Regions from separate parts of the Mus musculus genome. Here region 1 is linked to region 2. Evidence: chromatin loops called from intact Hi-C (ENCODE). Cell type or tissue: left cerebral cortex. All regions are shown on one strand. Each heading gives the region's core, and the rest is flanking DNA. Links, peaks and the distances in the headings are about the cores only.

Region 1 (8,337 bases), core at 329-8,328, 110 kb after region 2:
AAAAGAATTCAATATGGAATTGTAATAATTGAATATCATTTGAGGGGTTATATACAGTATTTGTAAGAATAAAAGGAAGGATGGTGTTTTGTTTGCAAAGGTCCATCAGAAAAAGATTATTAGTTCATGCTTTATAGGAGAACAGGTGGCAGCTTGACTTGCTGAGGCCTTTAATCTCTTCACCATGTTTAGACGATTAGCAATCACAATTCCATGTCAGTTTTCATCTTGAACAAGAATCATGTTCTTTAAGGACTCTAATTTTTATTTAAGTATTTTTTTATTTTGGTGAAAGAATGAGTCATGTGCTTTGTCATTCTTAAGGATGTCTGGACTCTGAAAATGTGCTATTTAAATAAGTAATAGGCTGAGAGTATTTATTACTGAATACTTTTCTTTTTAGTGTTAACTATTCTGTGTATTTATTATATGTAATAGAAAATTAATAGACACTTTTAATATGAAACTAATATTTTAAACCATTCTACATTCTTTTCATTTTTTCTTATACAGAAGAGAGGGAGAGGAAGCAGCTAATTGTAATAAACATATTACCATGCTAATAACTTCACTCATGAGAATGGTATTGATTTTTGCCCCGGAAGCATTTCCAAGGTTTCCAGATGGGTGTCAGTTCTACAGTACCTTCCTTAACCTGCAGACCCACAGTCTCCGTACAGCTGATTTTTCACTGCCTTTGCTTTTCATTTTTCCAGGGCTTCTATGTTTTCATTCCCTATAATGAGGCCATACACACTGCACATTGAATTATTCACAGCATGCAGTTCCCGGTCCCCCCACATGAGACTTGTATCCACAGTGGCATTCACTGAGGTGTCTGTCTGATGGTGTGATGTTTCAGGACTGGAGTATTTGGTGTTTCTTGGTTTGTTGTAATTTCATATTATCACCCAAGTTTAGTCTGTTTCCCTTTGATTTTTGTGTCCTTCCTTTCTGTGTCCTCCCCACCTCTCTGCTTCACCTTTCTTTTAGCAAAGATGAGGATTTCTACCTTCAACATACATTGTTGGTCTTGTCTTCTGTTTTTGTTAGGAGGGACAGCAGTGTGATAAAAGAGGAAATCAAAGCCTTTCTTGCCAATCGGAGGATTTCCCAAGCAGTTGTTGCACAGGTAACAGGTAAGAGCCGCAGAGCCCTTTATTCTAGAATCCTGTCTCTACCGTCTCTGCCGTCTGTGCAGATGTTAGACTATCGCTTGTATTTCCATGCTGCAGCCCTGTCAGCTTGGCATGGTGACAGAAGCCTGGGGTTTAAACCAGGGCCTCTGGGATCAGAGACATGTTCCAGTGAGCTTTCAAGAAACTTGTGCTAGTAAAATTTGTAACATTAGTAATAATAATAATTAGTAGTGATAATCCCGATTTTGTAATTGAAAGGGGAATGACATTTCCTTTTGATTATGGCAGAGCCTATGACACACCATCAGCTGCTGTCTGTTCAATATTTTTAAAAGCGTCACAGTTCTCTAAATTAAATCTAGGATTTTACCAATAAAAATGGCTCTTGAGGAAAAAGTAGGTTGGGAGGGATTTTCCTTTTTAGTTTGGGGGGTTTGTCATCATTTGGGCTTTGGTTTTGTTGTTGTTTGTTGCTTTTATGTTTTTGTTTGGTTTGGTTTTTTTCCCTTGGGACAGGGTTGCATGCAGTCCACGCTAGCCTCAAACTCACTCCATGGCTGATAACAACCTTGAGCTCCTGATCCTTTTGCAGCCACCTCCAAAGTGCTGGGATGTGTGCACCGCCATCGCCTACTGAAAGTTGTCTTTTGAATGACCATTTCTGTGTGAAACCTTCCTCACACCCCTCCTGAGAAGATAAGAGTCACCAGTGTCTTCTCTTTGTTCTCTATACCCATCCATTCTCCACCCAGCCCAGACCTCACCTACATGTGGTGTGTATGTGTCCTTCTCTACCCAGATTGCATCTTAAAAATGGAGGCCCTGAGTGTGAGTGAGTCATCGTTGGGTTGGGGTGCTCTTCCTTAGTCCTTAAGCTCTTAGAGGAACCACGAGTTCTTTCCAGTCCAATTCCACTTGCTGTGTTGTTACCCAGTCTATGATGACAGTTACAGTAATTGCCACCGCCACCACCACTTTTAGCATGCGGCTGCAAACTTAAGCCTTTGGGTATTTCAACCCCCTGCCTCAGTTTTTGTACTTTTGTGGTTACATGCTGGTATCTGAGCCATAGTAGCTCTTTCAGCTCTGCACATGATCTTAGCCAAAAGGCCGAGAAGCGATCTTCCAGCTCTGATGTTCCTTCGGTGGTCCAAACACTGGTACATACTGAAGTGAATGTTAAGAGGTTATGCCTGCTCATTAATTTGATAAAATTGTAACTTGAAAGCTAAAAGTATTAAATTTTATCCCTATACCTAATGTCAGCCAACCCTTTAAGATACATACATGTATATATCTCTTACTAATAATTCATTTTTATAAATGATGCCTTTGTTGCTCGTAAAAGACTTTTAGACATGTCCTTTAATGTAGAAGTCTTAATGGTAAGGAAAGGTGTGAATTTAATTATTTAAGTCTTTAGGTATTTGCCAGTAGGATGGATGAGATAAATTATTTAACTTCAATAAACTAAAGTACAGTGTGTAACACACTATAAGGGTAAATTGTGCAGGCTTTACTGAAACTCACAGTGTAGTAGATTATGCCATGATGGGATGTTGTCTTTGCATCTTTGCTTTAGTTTCTCAGACTACAATCAACATGTGTTCTGATTTGCAACATATAGAGGGACAGCCAGACAAATCTGTAACATGATAGAACAAAATTGCAAAGTTGAATATTTCTGAGAGTTGAATATATTAAAATTTGAAACATCTTATACTTAAATTTGTTTTAGTGTGTACATGCATATATATGTATGTTGGGGTGAAAGGTTTTTTTTTTTTTTTTTCCTTCCTATTGTGTGTTCCAGGGATTAAAACTCAGGTCCTAATCCTTGGCAGCAAATGCCTTTGCCCACTGAGCCATCTTGTCAGCCCAGGAAGTTCTATAATGTATCCCCTATGCCCATTTCTTATTGCCAAATTCTATTATGTATCTTCACGGCTGAATTTAACTACTTTTAGTTTTGAGACTCCTGCCCATTTGCATCTTTATGCATTCCTCCTTAGCACACCTCATTCTATTAGGGTGCTACCTGGCATTAGCGTAGTGACTCACCTTAGGTTTAATCCTCAGAGGGTCTGTCACTGCACACGTGGAAAACTTCACACCCACCTGCCTGGTAGAGCTGGCTGAGGCATACAGGAGCTGATTGGGTTTAGCTCAAACTACACATCAAGAGGCACACCAAAGGTCTGATTCTGGGATGTTTGCCTGTTCAACCATCACATACATTTTTTTGTGTTTAAGAAAGTTTGAGTTTTTTGTTTGTTTGTTTGATTTTGTTTTACTCTACAAAGCAAGAGAGTGAGGAAATTAAAAGCAGGCTAATTTATTTTTTATCTATTGGCTAGCTCACTGAGTTGTTTTTCTCATGTATTATGAATTAGTCACATTTGTGCCCCACCCTGTTCAGCCAGGAACCTAGCAGAAACAGTCATTCTCATGTCTTGGAAGAACAATAAGTTAGTGATTGACCATTACCTAGATATCCTTTTCTGTCGTTCTACAGCAGATTCTTTGAAAATCATTTGAGTTTGACTCTAGTATGTGAGATCAACCATAAGATAAAAATCAGAACGGATGGCGCCTAACCACAGAAAATGCTAAATAAGAAAGTGTAGCAAGGTGCCAAATTACGACACATGTGCTGTTCCAGAATCAAATGCAGAGGCTGCTTTTTATAGATGTGGAGGGCTTCTATAATAAGATAAACAAGAAGTGCAGGGGTGGGGTCTGTATAAATAATATCCTGCTGATAGGAGAAATGACAGTGTAAACAGGATATAATAACAGTGCCTGCTGAATTTCCAGCATGTTATTTGTAGATTCCGTCACAGTTGCAGCTGCTCCCACCATGGGTAGATTTTTACCTCTGTGAGAGGTCGGCCAAGATTCTAGCTTTTCACTAACAATGATAGGGTGTTGAGCATAGCCTTGGCTTTAGTAATAAACATGTATTTTATATTTACTCTCAGCAAAAATGTTTCCTTAGGCTGTTCAAGCATTCCTAAAACAAACAAATAAAAATATAATGATCTCTGGGAAAAAGTGGGGATACTCAGAAAAAAATGAGTAAATAGTCAAAGGTTGGTGAGAGCTTATCATCCAAAGAGATATACTAATTAGTGTTGTGTCTTCTTAAAGAAATAAGAAAAAAATGTTAGCATCAGAATTTAAAGAACTTTATTACAGTTGTGTTGAATTGCTAGGGTACAGTGAGAAGCCAGCAGACACTGGGATTCCATTCTTTCTGACATCCACTCATTGTGTGACCCACACCCTCACTTTCATTATAAAATGTAGGAGTGTGACCAAATGATTGTTCTCTTAGTCCATGTAACGAAATGCTATAAACTGAGTTGAGTAGTGTAGTATACAAACATACACATGTATTTCTCACAGTTCTAAGGCAGGTTCCATGTCTGGGAACCACTTGCTTTTCTGGCTCGTATGCTCCTTTTTCTTTCTTGCTGTGTCTTCACATGGTGGAAAGGGTGAAGGGTCTTCCAGGCCCCTTAGGGTGCTAATCCTATTCATGAAGGTCTGCCCATGTGACAACCCCCTCCCAAAGATCCCCACATGTGAACATCACCATCTTAAAGACAAAGCTTTCAACAAAAGGCATAGATGTTCACATTATAGCAGCTCCATTTTTTTCTGCTTGTCCAGTTCTAGTCTACTTTTAAACTACAACTACATTTGACACTTGGACCATCTTGCTTCTAATCTTTTTACTTCCAACTGTATTCAAATCACTTCCCTTGTTACTTTTCTCTAAAATGGAGAATAATAATAATATATATGCATCAGTTGTTTTGCCAAAAAAAAAAAAAAAAAAAACCCAACCAGTATTGCTGTCTTTCTTAATCAGAGAACTTTAGACCAGGTGTTATAAACCAACTAAGATATCAGTTTAAAAGCTAAACTTTATTCTTTAGAACAGTGTTTGGTTCACAACAACATTGAACAAAAATTTGAGAAACTTCCAAAATACCTCCTGGTCCACAGGGCCTACTCAGTTTCCTATAATTGTCACCTCCCACAGTGGCACATTTTTGGCAGTCAGTGACCCTATGCTGATATGTCATTGGGAACTAGCATTCCTAGCTGGCAGTAGGCCCCCTTTTGGTAGTGCACATGCTATAGGGTCAAACAGGATACACCCACAATTACAATGTGACCTCACAGCCCTCAGAAGTTTTCTGTGCTCTGCTTGTCTGCTTTGCTCTTCCCAGTTCTTGCAACCATGGATCTTTGCCAAAGTGTCTTAGCATTGGAGTCAAGTCGTGATAGTTGTGATAGCTTCCGGCTGGGTTCTTTTAGTTACTAACTGCATTGAAGGTTCCTCTGTGTTGCTTGCTCAATGCCTAGCTCAGGCACTCCTCTTCTTTGACTGCTGAGTAACATCTCCTTGTCTACACTCTGTCAGTTCCCTAAAAGTGGACATGTTACCTTCAAACTTGGTGAACTATGAAGATAATTGTTATTAAAAAATAGAATTTATATCTAAATTAGAATAGCAGTGTAGGTAGAGCATATATCAGACTGTGGAATTGCCCTGTTATAATAGTCAGAAAGAATTCATTTGCTCATTTGACAAGGCTTTATGGGGATTTGGCTGGCTTTAAGTAGATATCCAGTTTGAAAGCTGTCTGCTATCTGTCCTCACAATAAGCAGGCTTGTAGATGGGCAGTCTGACTGTAAGTAAATGTTTGGAGCTGTGTGTAGTTCCTCTTTTCAGAGGCTTCCCCCTCTCTGTCTACAGGCTCTCTGTACCAGTGTTATTAGTGTTTTGTTAGTGTATTTGGGACTTCTCTTGGCTTCCAGGTCCTGCAGACTGTTTTCTTATGTCTTCTTCAAATTCTGGGCACGGTCCTTTAAGCCAGCACATGAGGGTACACTGTTTCCTCCCAGGATGGAACACACCTCTTCCATGTGATGCCCATATTTTCTCTGGTACAAAGAGTTCCTGAGGAGGCTTGTTTTAAACTAGCTCTCTGTAGTTACTATAATGTATGTGTGAAGCCCCCTGGGCTTCTATAATCTCACATGAAGTGCATAGAGTTGTAAGTGTCCATGTGAAAGTTAGGTTGGCTGCCAACCTTAGAGTGAGAACCATGTTTCCTACTTGAACTTAAAGCAGAACCCACATTAAACCAATTCACAGACCCAGAAGGCTTGCCAGTGACAGCCAAGAACGATACACAGGTGTGCTGTCCAGGCCAGTCTCAGCAGTTTTCGGATCTCTTTTCACCTAAGATTGAAAAACCAGCATACAAACAACCCCGTGCCTAAAATGTAATGTCCCTTGTCAGGTATGTTATTCTCTCCAGAGCATGATCTGCTCTTCCTTACCATTGGGAATAGTAATATGACGTGGTGAGGTGGGAGCAGCATGGCTCAGCAAGGCTGTGTTCCCCAAGCCTAATGACTTTGAGTTCCATCTGTGGAGCTCACTGGACGGAAGGGGAGAGCTGGCTCCTCAAAGTTGTTCTCTGATTTCCACATGCATGCTATGGTATGTACCTCACATACACATGGAGTAAATAAACATGTCATTTTTTCTTTAAAGGTAGGTCTGGTAGCATACCTGTAATCCCAGCACTAAGAAGGTAGAGGCCATTGTGTCAAGAATTCAGAATTATCCTTGGTTAAACTCAAGATCAGCATGAACAGTGTGATGCCAGGCCATAAACAAACAATAAATGCATAAAGGGACAATATCTACTTACGGGGATGTTCTAGGAAGAAAGCCAGGAGACCGAAAGACAGTCACAGACAGATGTGTGGACAGTGTTCTGCCTTTGAACATGTTCACCTTAAAGTGCCTGTCTATCCAAAATAACATTGCTATAGACTTGTCGCTATTATTTATGAGAAATTCTTAGAAACCGCCATTTTTTAATTCTGTATTTAAAAGACAGGGAGTTTGCTATGTCATCCTGGCTGACCTGGTATTCACTGTGTAGCTCAGCATGTCTTTCCTCAGCCTTCTAAATGATGTGACTTTATAGTGCTACTGTGGTATTTTGTAAAACAATCTTTAAATTTAGTGTTTTGAGTTTGAGTCCTTTTAAAAACTAAAATATGCTATTTTCTTAAAGGTATTTGATTTCTTTTGACAGGTTTTATTTTTCTTTTTTAACAGAAAGATTGCCTTTTGCACCTAATTTCTTCCACTGCTTAGATGACTTTTGAAGGCTGTTACACTAGTTTGCCATGATTTTGTCCAGGAGATACCATGTCTTTGAAGTATTTGGGTGTAATATTAAGACTAATCTCTCTTAGATTTTGTTGATCTCTGTATTCAGGCTCTGGTTTGGCCTTGTCATTGCGCAGATGGCTGATGTGAGTTCTAGAGCCATTCTGCTCTAGAATGCATACACACTCAAGGCCAAACCTCCTTTTAGAGAGTTTTTATTTTTAGCTGTAATTGATATGACACTTACCAAGTGCTAGATGCTATGCTAACTGCTTTATATAATTGAGAAACAGGCGTGAAGTCCCACAGTTACAGATAAGAAAACCAAGGCGAGGACCTGGCCTCTCATTCACTGCAGTCAGAGTTCTTAAGCATAGGCAGGTCAGTGTGGAGAGAGTGCATGTAGAGGGCCAAGGGTATAATTAGAGCTGTGCAGGGCCTGGGTGCAGAATAAGTTTTGTGTAGTAATTACCTGCTTTCTAGAGCAAGGTTTCTCCGAGTAATTTATCCAGTTCCATATCCAGGAAAGGCTTGAACCACCATTTTGAATCTTGGCTTTGCTTAATTCTCACTAGGATTCAGTGCCCATTTATGGAGCTAGGCTACTCAAGACTAAATATGTTAACCACATTTTTGATAGTCCTCAATATATAACATGAACTTGTAGAAAGAATAAATTTAAAAATATATTATTTCCACCTTTCTTTAATTTTTTCAAACCTTATTTTTAGTGATGGTTCTTAAATGCTTTAACCTTCCTTGTAGCCTACCACCCGCCAGAGGTAGTGGGAAAGAAAGGATATGTGGGAAGTGGACCTGTTTAGAAACATTCTTTGGAGCAACTCCCATCTGTGTTGCCTGGAGATCGGTGGTTCAGTTCACAGGTTAGCAGGCCGCTTGATCCGCTCACAAACACTTCATGGAAACACCAGCAACCCAGTTTGGTAGAGTTGGGTTAGCAACAGCGGTGACACGACCTACCAGAGAGA
Region 2 (8,337 bases), core at 212-8,211:
CCCTCCTGTGTGCTCACACAGATGTGCTTACCATGTGTGGGAGGTAGAACCACAGATTGATACCAGATGTCCTCTATTATTTTCTACCTTGTTTTGGGGACAAAAATCTCACTGAACCTGGAGCTTGCTGTGTAGGCTGGACTTGCAGGCCCCCAGCTCCTGGGATCTGCCTGTCCCTGCCTCCCTTTCCTGCAGCAACGGAACACAGATAGACACCGAGTGCTGAGGTGAGAAACCATCCTTAAGGAACCATCACCAGCCTCAATGAGTGCTTCCATCTTAAAGCCAATCCTAATATTTGTGCTGAGTTTATTCAGGATAGAAAGAAAACAAAGCTGGGGCTTTTGTTTTATCACTTCTGCATAAGTAGACTATTCCCTTTGCCATCGATAACTAAGGTCCATCATGTGTCTCAAAGCCAAAATGAAAGTCCTGGTCAGGGCCAGAAGGCACACATTTATCTCCAGCAGTGTACTGTATCTCTGCTCCTCTTCCATGATACCCTTTCCTTTCTAGCCTTTACCCACCAGTGGTGAGCCACACTAACTCAAGAGATTTGCTGAGCATCTCATGACTAATGCCCAGGCCCCTGACATTATGCTTGCTTCTCTCAAGCGCCATTCACACTCTTCCTAATACACAGTGACATTACTCTGGGAGCCAGTTATTTTGTTATGTTTTAAAAAGAATGGGTAAGCAAGGGGAAAAAATGCCTCTTTTTGTGCTCAAGGTCACAGAAGAGGCAAATTAAGATTCAGAACTTCCTAAGACTTGGCCCAGGACTTGGGAAATCAGGAACACTGACCTTTGAATGCTGCTTCTGATGTGCCAAAACTATTTGCAGCTGAGTACATAAGAACATAAATAAACAAGAGGAAATACGTAAGGGAGGCCAAGGCATATGTGGTCTACTACAGGGAAAGAAAATACAGCCCCAAGACTCTTTTAAGGAGGCAGGTTGTCAGGACCTGGGGTCCCATGTGGTCCAGTGTGCTCGGGCAGAGAGTGGCACAGGAAGGGCTGAGAAAAAGGCAGCTGAGACTGTAAATGCCACACAAAGAGGGCAGTACCACTGTTGGAGAGTGGCCAGATTCAAGGAAGCCACTCAAACAGAGACAGGACACCTTGGGTATGGCACACCTAGATGATTCGGAGACACCTGCACACCATCCTACCAACCAAGGAGACGCCCAGAAGATCCCTGCAAGACAGGAAAAAGGGGCACAGAACACCTACTTCCATTCCCACCACATAAGGGGGGCTGCAGGATATGCCCTCAAAGACTGACTGAGCAGAGGGTGGAAGTGTGGACTCTGTAGCCTGAAATCACCTAAAAAGTCAGAACCTGTCGCTCACCATCAGATGACCCTGGGGAGTTACCAACCCTCTCTGTGGCACTTCTCTCCTGTAAACTCAATAATGCCACTGCTCATCTCATCAAAGCGTCAGTTCCTGCTGTAGGAACACATTTAGAGCAATGTCTGGCAGAAAAAGCCATCCATAGGTTAAGTAAGCAGTGTGTACAAGGAACACATAGAGGAGACGTGTGCCTAAACTCTGGAACACAAAAACGTGATAGCCCACATACATTTACAGGAAGACTGGTAAAATCTAAGACACTGACATTCCGAGGCCTGGTTGACTGCTATTATCATCATCATTATTATCAGCTGGGGACAAGGAAGCGATGGGCAGGACAGCTGGAGAAAGGGGCGGGATCAGGAATTCTCAGGAAGTCTAATGCAGTTTGACCCCCAGGCTCTCCATGCTAAGAGCAGAAGATGGGACCAGGGGTGAAGGCAGCCGTTGCTGGGGTTAGACACGACAGGTCAAGCTGACCGGTGTCCTCTACCGCAGGGCAGGTAAGAGTGCGTGGGTGTGGGATCAAGCCACCTCCATGCTCCTTCCATGGTATTTATCCTTTACCTTACCTCCACAGCCCAGTCTCTTGGTCCTTGCATGACACTCTACCTAAACTCTGGGGATGGTCACTAATCTCCCACTTTCCACATCCAAGGGCCTCATCTCCATTTTACTTGCTAGTTTCCTTAGTTATCTTTTGTTTGCATCTGGTTTCTAGCGCACAGCTCTTACATGGACTTAGAACTAGCTTATGCAGTCTAGGCTGACACAGCTTTTGGTCTTTCTGCCTCCCATTCCAGAGTGCTAGGATTACAGGCACATGTCACCACCCACAAGCCTGTGTTTTTGGAACCTTCCTATGTCCTGGCTCCCACTCGCCTTCCTCGTTACTACTTTGCAGCTCCCTTTATGCTTACCGATCCCTTTAACCCCACTCAGGCACCTCCCTGGAGCTGCAGTCTTCTTCAAGCTCACTTGCTTCCGCCTTAGTTCAGACCTTTGTCTTCTGGGTCTGACATGGCCCCCTGCTGGTCTCCCTGTCTCCATCTCTGCAGGCCTCACAACTCCCATGTTGCTTCCAGAGTTCCTTTCTTCCAAACCAAATGTGGTCATGTCATTCTCTTTACAGGCCTCCCTACTAATGACCTGCACACACTCAATGGTGCAAGCCTCAACCTCCCCTGTAGGAGACTGTATAACCTCATTCCAACCTGCCCTCCCTGCTTCCCTTCCCTACCCACCTATCAACACTGAATTTCTCACCATCCCATGACATGAAACCAGATACCTCTTCAACACAACTGTTGTGTGTGTGTGTGTGTGTGTGCGTGCATGCATGTGAGTGGTAGTGGTATGTGAACATGCATGTGTTTACTTGTGTGGAGACCCAAATCTGAAGCCACCAGTTCTGCCCAGTCTAGCCAGCGAGCTCCAAGGAGTCCATTTCTGCCTGTCACGTGCTGGGCTTGCTTGCTCACTCTTATGTGGGTTCTGGGGATTGAACTCTGATTCTCATGAATGAGGAGAAAATGCTTTATCCATCCAGTTACCTCTCCAGCCCCCGGCTTTTATGTAAGGAAATCTTTTCTTCGAGTTGATTCACATCATCTAAGAAATGTCCTCCTCAGCTTCCTTAAACAGCAAACATTATTTATTAAAAAAAAGATTTATTTATTGTGTGTATGTGATGTATGTACTTGGGTAAGTATGTGACAAGGCACATGTCAGAGGCCAATCTGTGAGGTGTGGATCTTTCCTACCACGTGGGACTTGGGGATCAAATTCAGGTCTACAGGCTTGGTGGCAAGCCCCTTTACCCACAGAGCCCTCTTGCCATCCCTAGCTCTTTACCTTCTGAGTGTCAACCACACTGTGGTGAGGACTCTTTAGACAGTCCTGGCAAGCCCTGAGTGACCTGGACCATTAGACCCCGGCCCTCCGTGGAGCCAGGTGCTCCCAAAGCTGCACAGCCCGCATGGGGCCTGAGTGTGAATTAAAGAAAGCCCTTCCACCTTCCACTCTAACCAGGTCTGTGCTGGAGTACAAAGGAGACTTGAGAAGCTCTGGAGCCAACAAGGAGAGGGCTGTTCTCACCGCTGTATATCCTTATTCTTCCACAAGGAGGCAGACTGGGCCTTTGGCACTCTTTCGATGAAATTCACCAGCTCTTCCATGAGAAGCCTGAGTTTAAACAAAGCATAAAGAACACTGAAGAACAATTTGCTGCAAACACTACAGCCGGGAATGGTGGATTTGCCCCCTTTTCACTAGCCTGTCTCATGAGATAGGCGTTTCAACTGATGTAAGAAGCTGACACATAGTTTGGGAATCAAAAATGCTCCAGTTAGAGCCGTGGTTCTCAACTTGTGGGTCTTGACCTGTTTGGGGACGGGAGAGGGGGCATGAGAATGACCCCTTCACAGAGGTCATACATCAGCTAGCCTACATGTCATATATTTACATTACAACTCATAACAGTAGCAAAATTACAGTTATATTAAGTAGCAACAAAAATAACTTTAGGGCTGGGGGGGTGTCACCACAACGTGAGGATCTGTATTAAAAGATTGCAGCATTAGGAAGGTTGAGAACCACTAGCATAGAGGGAGACATCAAGAACTAATTTGAAAGCTGCCCAAAAGATCTGCAGTGAGACAGACCTCTGCCATTCTGAGATGGAATACCCAAATACAGCTAAGGGAGCCCAAGGAGCACTGTACTCAGCTGGCTCACGGCTACACAGACATTGACAGCACCCTGAAAACTAGATGATAATCAAACAGCTAGAAGTAGAGCCAGACCTGGCAGCTCATCTCTGTAATCTTACCACTTGGGAGGCTGAGGCAGGAAGATTGCCATGAGTTCTAGAGTAGCCTAGGCTACATAGTGAGTTCTAGGCTAGCCTGGGTTTCAGAATGAGACTGTCCTCCAAAAAAACAATATATCCACCTTCCTACCCACCTAGAAATACATTTTCAATATCTGAATCCAGTTCATGCTAATACAGAACACAGGGTAATATCCTCTCTGTATCAATTTAGAGACAACAGCAACAAGTAAGTTTACTGGCAAACCCAAACACGTACACTTCACATCCATCTGTTTCCCTAACTACTGTCTCCTTCTCGAGGCAGCAGTCCTGGCTCCAGCACCCCAAGATTTGAGGCCCAGGTTCATGCTCCTTGATTGCCATTGTTTGCAGACTACGGGACTTGTAATGCTTTCTCTCAACCAGGCTGCTGTCTTGTTTTCCTATAATGGCAATTTCGGGTCCCTGGAATCCCTTCCTGTTTTTGTATAAGCTGTAGGTCACGTTTTCACACTAAAGGTTCTGTTTTATTTCTAATCACTAGCTCATCTTGTTGGGTATCTGTAAGACACTAGAGTACAATCTAACAGTTTATAGTACAATCAACCCTGTATATTGGATCCTGAAAGCTTTACCTTATACTGTTATTTCAAAGCAATACATTATGTGTGGATTTTTTTTCTTCAGTAATAATTTTCTTTCTAGGTTTTTTTCCTTTCCTTTTCTCTAAGTAACTGATTCTATGGTAATGTATACCATCCGCCTACACTGTAAAGGCTTAGCTGGGGTAAGAAGAAAGGACAACCTTCTTGGTTGACTGAAGACTGTAATTTTTGATTACTCTTCTTCCCTTGTTTTCTACAAGTTTCTATTTATAGTCCTCAGCAAATCATGAAAAAAAGGGGATCTTTCCAAAGCAAAGTAATAAAGTTTTTTCTTTTTCTTCTTCACTTAAATAAGCAAAGTTCTGTTGCTCTGACACTTTCTGCTCTGGATCTTTGTGGCATCTTCCTAAGCCTCTGACCTCTTCAGTACCATTTACAGAGGAGCTGCCTATGAACAGCTATGCTGAAAGAAAGACCCAGACACTACCAGGGGTACCCATCTCTAGGCATCTCCGGTGAGCATTCCTGTGTCTAGAGAGTGGCATACTCATCTTTGTCCTGGGAAATAAATTACACATTTCTGGTATCACACCCCACAGTGGCCACAGAAGGAGCTTGGCAGCCACACCTCTCACCTGCCGATCTGCATGGTGGGTTCTGTGGCATACACTGTGCCTGTGAATCCTGTGTGCTCGGTGATGTAGGGCAGCGCCATCATGCAGTGGTAGTTAGAGATGAGGATCACATCGACTGTAGACAGGTCTATTAGCTCGGTCTGGAGAGAAAGGGAGGGTGATGTGCGTCTGTGCCAGGGCACATAGAGCAGCAGGACGGGACTGACAAATGATGCTGTCAGAATGTAGAGTAGTAGCTCTGCTTCTTCAGAATAATGAGGCCTTTCCCGCAACACCACCCCTCTCTCACCGTGGATGTGTCCTAATACTGACAGCTGACAGCTGGGCAAAACGGCTAGCCGCGAGAACACGGCCAGCTTACCAGGATCACTCTGCTCTATACATTTAGCAAACTGGTCTTCAAAAGGCAAATAGAGAGACAACTACTTTTACTTTCTTTTTTGTTTTAAGTTTTTGACTTTTCATTGTCTGGCTACCATACTCCTGAGATAGGTAACGAGAAAGAGAATTGCAGTGACTTCTTCGAACTCTACAGGGGTTTTTATGATCCCGCTTCTCTGCCTTACCACCTAACAAGCCTTGGCATACTAGTGGGGGATGGGAGGTGGACTCAAGCATAGACTGTAGGCATAGCTAGAAACTGCAGCTCACAGCCAGCAACTCTCCTGCACAGAGGAGCTAACCCTTAACCATGTGATATACAGAGATTAAGCATAGCTGGGTCACAAGAGTGTGTAAGGTAGAGTGGCTTGTGTAGCTGTTAGTCCTGCTCAGAAGTAACAAAGATATCGATGACATAAGCAAACAATAAGCAGTGTGGATATCTACCTGGGGTGTGGGTATTTTCTGGCTGAGTGACTTAGCATACAAATAATTTAATAAGTCTGCCAGTATTGCCAGCATGTGAGTAAAGGACACTAGTGCCTCACTGCTAGAACAGTGGCATCTATGCTGTTGTGTAGGGAATTTCCTCTTAGACTAAATATTCCTTCTCAGATGAGATGCAGAGGGCTGTCAGGGACTGGAAACATTCCATTCTGCAGGGGAGTTCATTAAAATTCAGGAAGCAAACAACACAAGGCTTAAGGAAGTCCCTGAAACTGACCTGATTTACTAGGCTCCTCCTTCCCCAAGCTTATAAACAGGAAGGACACTACTGAGGACACTTTCAGATTAGCAGAATTGTCTGAAAGATGCTCAGGCAAACTGAGTTTTCTCAAAGATACACTCCGGGACTTGTCCAGTTACCTGTAGGTTGTGCAATACATTCCAGGTTTCTATCATTGGTGAGCCACCATCCATGTTGTGGTGGGAATTTGGTAATGTGTCATTGAGTCATTTCTGTCCTGCACATAACCCCTCACCAATGTTCCTTCAAATATGACCAGTAAAACTCATTGGTTTACCAAGATGGACTGTTGTGGCATTCTTACATTGGTTTATTATTGGTTCCCTCTCTGGGGAGAGTTCTTTCCATGGCATATGGAAAGAACAAACCTAACATCAATATCCCACATCTATTAGCCTTAACACCGCATTTTGCCCTGTGCTTGCAAGACATCATGCCCTCAAGATGGAGGTGGTTGTACTCTCTGCTGCCTTTGGAACCACTTTTAAATAAGGAAATTCAGACGGAGTAGCAGAGGGACAAATGCAATGGCAGTTAAAGCAACACTGAAGCTCACATGTAAGGACATGAGAGGCAGCCTAAGTGTCCTCTTTAAAATATAACAATCAGCCCCAGAGCCTAGAATCACAGAAAAATCTGCTGAAGAAAGTCAGAAGAAAAAAAATTAATTCATGTACATTAATTATGTAATCATGGTAAATGATTACATAAACATTTCCCCTAAATAATTTAATATTTAAGCCCAATGCATGGATATTCACAAGTTTACTTACATACTTTTAGTGGAATAAAAATAATTTTACCTTTGACAGTATTCCTTACAAGCATTTGGTCCACACACTGTGAACAGGGCTGCACTAACCTATACTAGATCATCCACAACACACAGTGTATATTTGAGGGAAATGGGATAAAGTAGTTTCACAGGTTTATGACTGGTCTGTGTAGCTCACTGGACTAGAGTTGGTGCCTCTCATGTTTTCTCCAAGTCTTAACAACAGTATGGCTCTACCTTAAAACAGTGACTTAAGTCACATAATCTGTCTAGCTTGAAAAGCTGATCTATGGCTTTAGAACCTATAGTATTATAAGTGCAACCCAGGTGCGCTGGGAAATGTAGGTTTCTTATTGGCAAGTTCCGTACTCTGGAACAAGCCCCAAAGTCCTTGGAGCACTGGCCCACTTGCTCCTCATTCTTGCCCAGGAAGTGAAGGTTGCAAGAGTCAGTGCCATCTCTGATACCCTGAAATAGATGGGGAGCTTCCCCCTCATTCCTAAGTGACAGCTGTAGTGACAGACTGTAGTGAGTGAGGGCAGGGTCATGGCGCTTTTTCCTTGACTTATAACGATGATTATCAGGATGGTTTGCTTCCAATCTCTTTCATCTTACCTCTGGTAAGCAGAATTCAGGCACAGAATCCACAAATACATGACCGGAGCACTCTTTTAGCTCCTAAAAGAGATGGAGAGGAAAAGTACTAAGAGATATTTAATAGATACAGTACCAAGGAAACTCAATCTCACCTAACTGAGAGGGTGGGAGGTTATTTTTAGACAAACTGTTTCCTATTTAGGTTCAGGTTGGCTAGGTGCCCGACTGAGGGTGAAAACACTGCCTGGCGGCAGATTTGGGGTTTGAACACATTCCCTGAGGCGTCTTTGAGAAGTTAGGAAAAACACATGCTGCTATAATTTGAGATCCAGTGCTTCTTAAGAATTAGTTATCAAGTCAAAGTTCCCTGGGTCCTGACTAATATCTAAGGGGCCAGAAGCTGGAGAGGAGGCCACGGAGCCTGT

Evidence for each region. A loop is a pair of places that touch in the nucleus more often than their neighbours do. Peaks named below come from ENCODE experiments on the same cell type or tissue, not always from the same donor. Only the 100,000 strongest peaks of a DNase experiment are listed, where the experiment ranks them.
Region 1: it touches region 2 in a loop (2.5-fold over the local background); 9 of 42 quality-filtered maps call a loop at or near these places.

What each region holds. Positions count from the first base shown.
Region 1 is chr14:64,880,377-64,888,713 of GRCm38, reverse strand. Hmbox1 (homeobox containing 1) reads left to right here. Exons shown (of 10, transcript NM_177338.6): 4 at 1,054-1,139. Among named protein-coding and RNA genes, the nearest start is that of Hmbox1, 65 kb to the left of the region's middle. In left cerebral cortex, for the core only: a CTCF peak has its summit at 803; a DNase peak (open chromatin) is centred at 3,804; H3K27ac peaks cover 712 bases.
Region 2 is chr14:64,990,188-64,998,524 of GRCm38, reverse strand. Ints9 (integrator complex subunit 9) reads right to left here. Exons shown (of 17, transcript NM_153414.5): 4 at 7,931-7,993; 5 at 5,412-5,551; 6 at 3,457-3,543. Among named protein-coding and RNA genes, the nearest start is that of Ints9, 44 kb to the right of the region's middle. In left cerebral cortex, for the core only: a CTCF peak has its summit at 3,472 (motif pointing right); DNase peaks (open chromatin) are centred at 3,480 and 8,133; H3K27ac peaks cover 818 bases.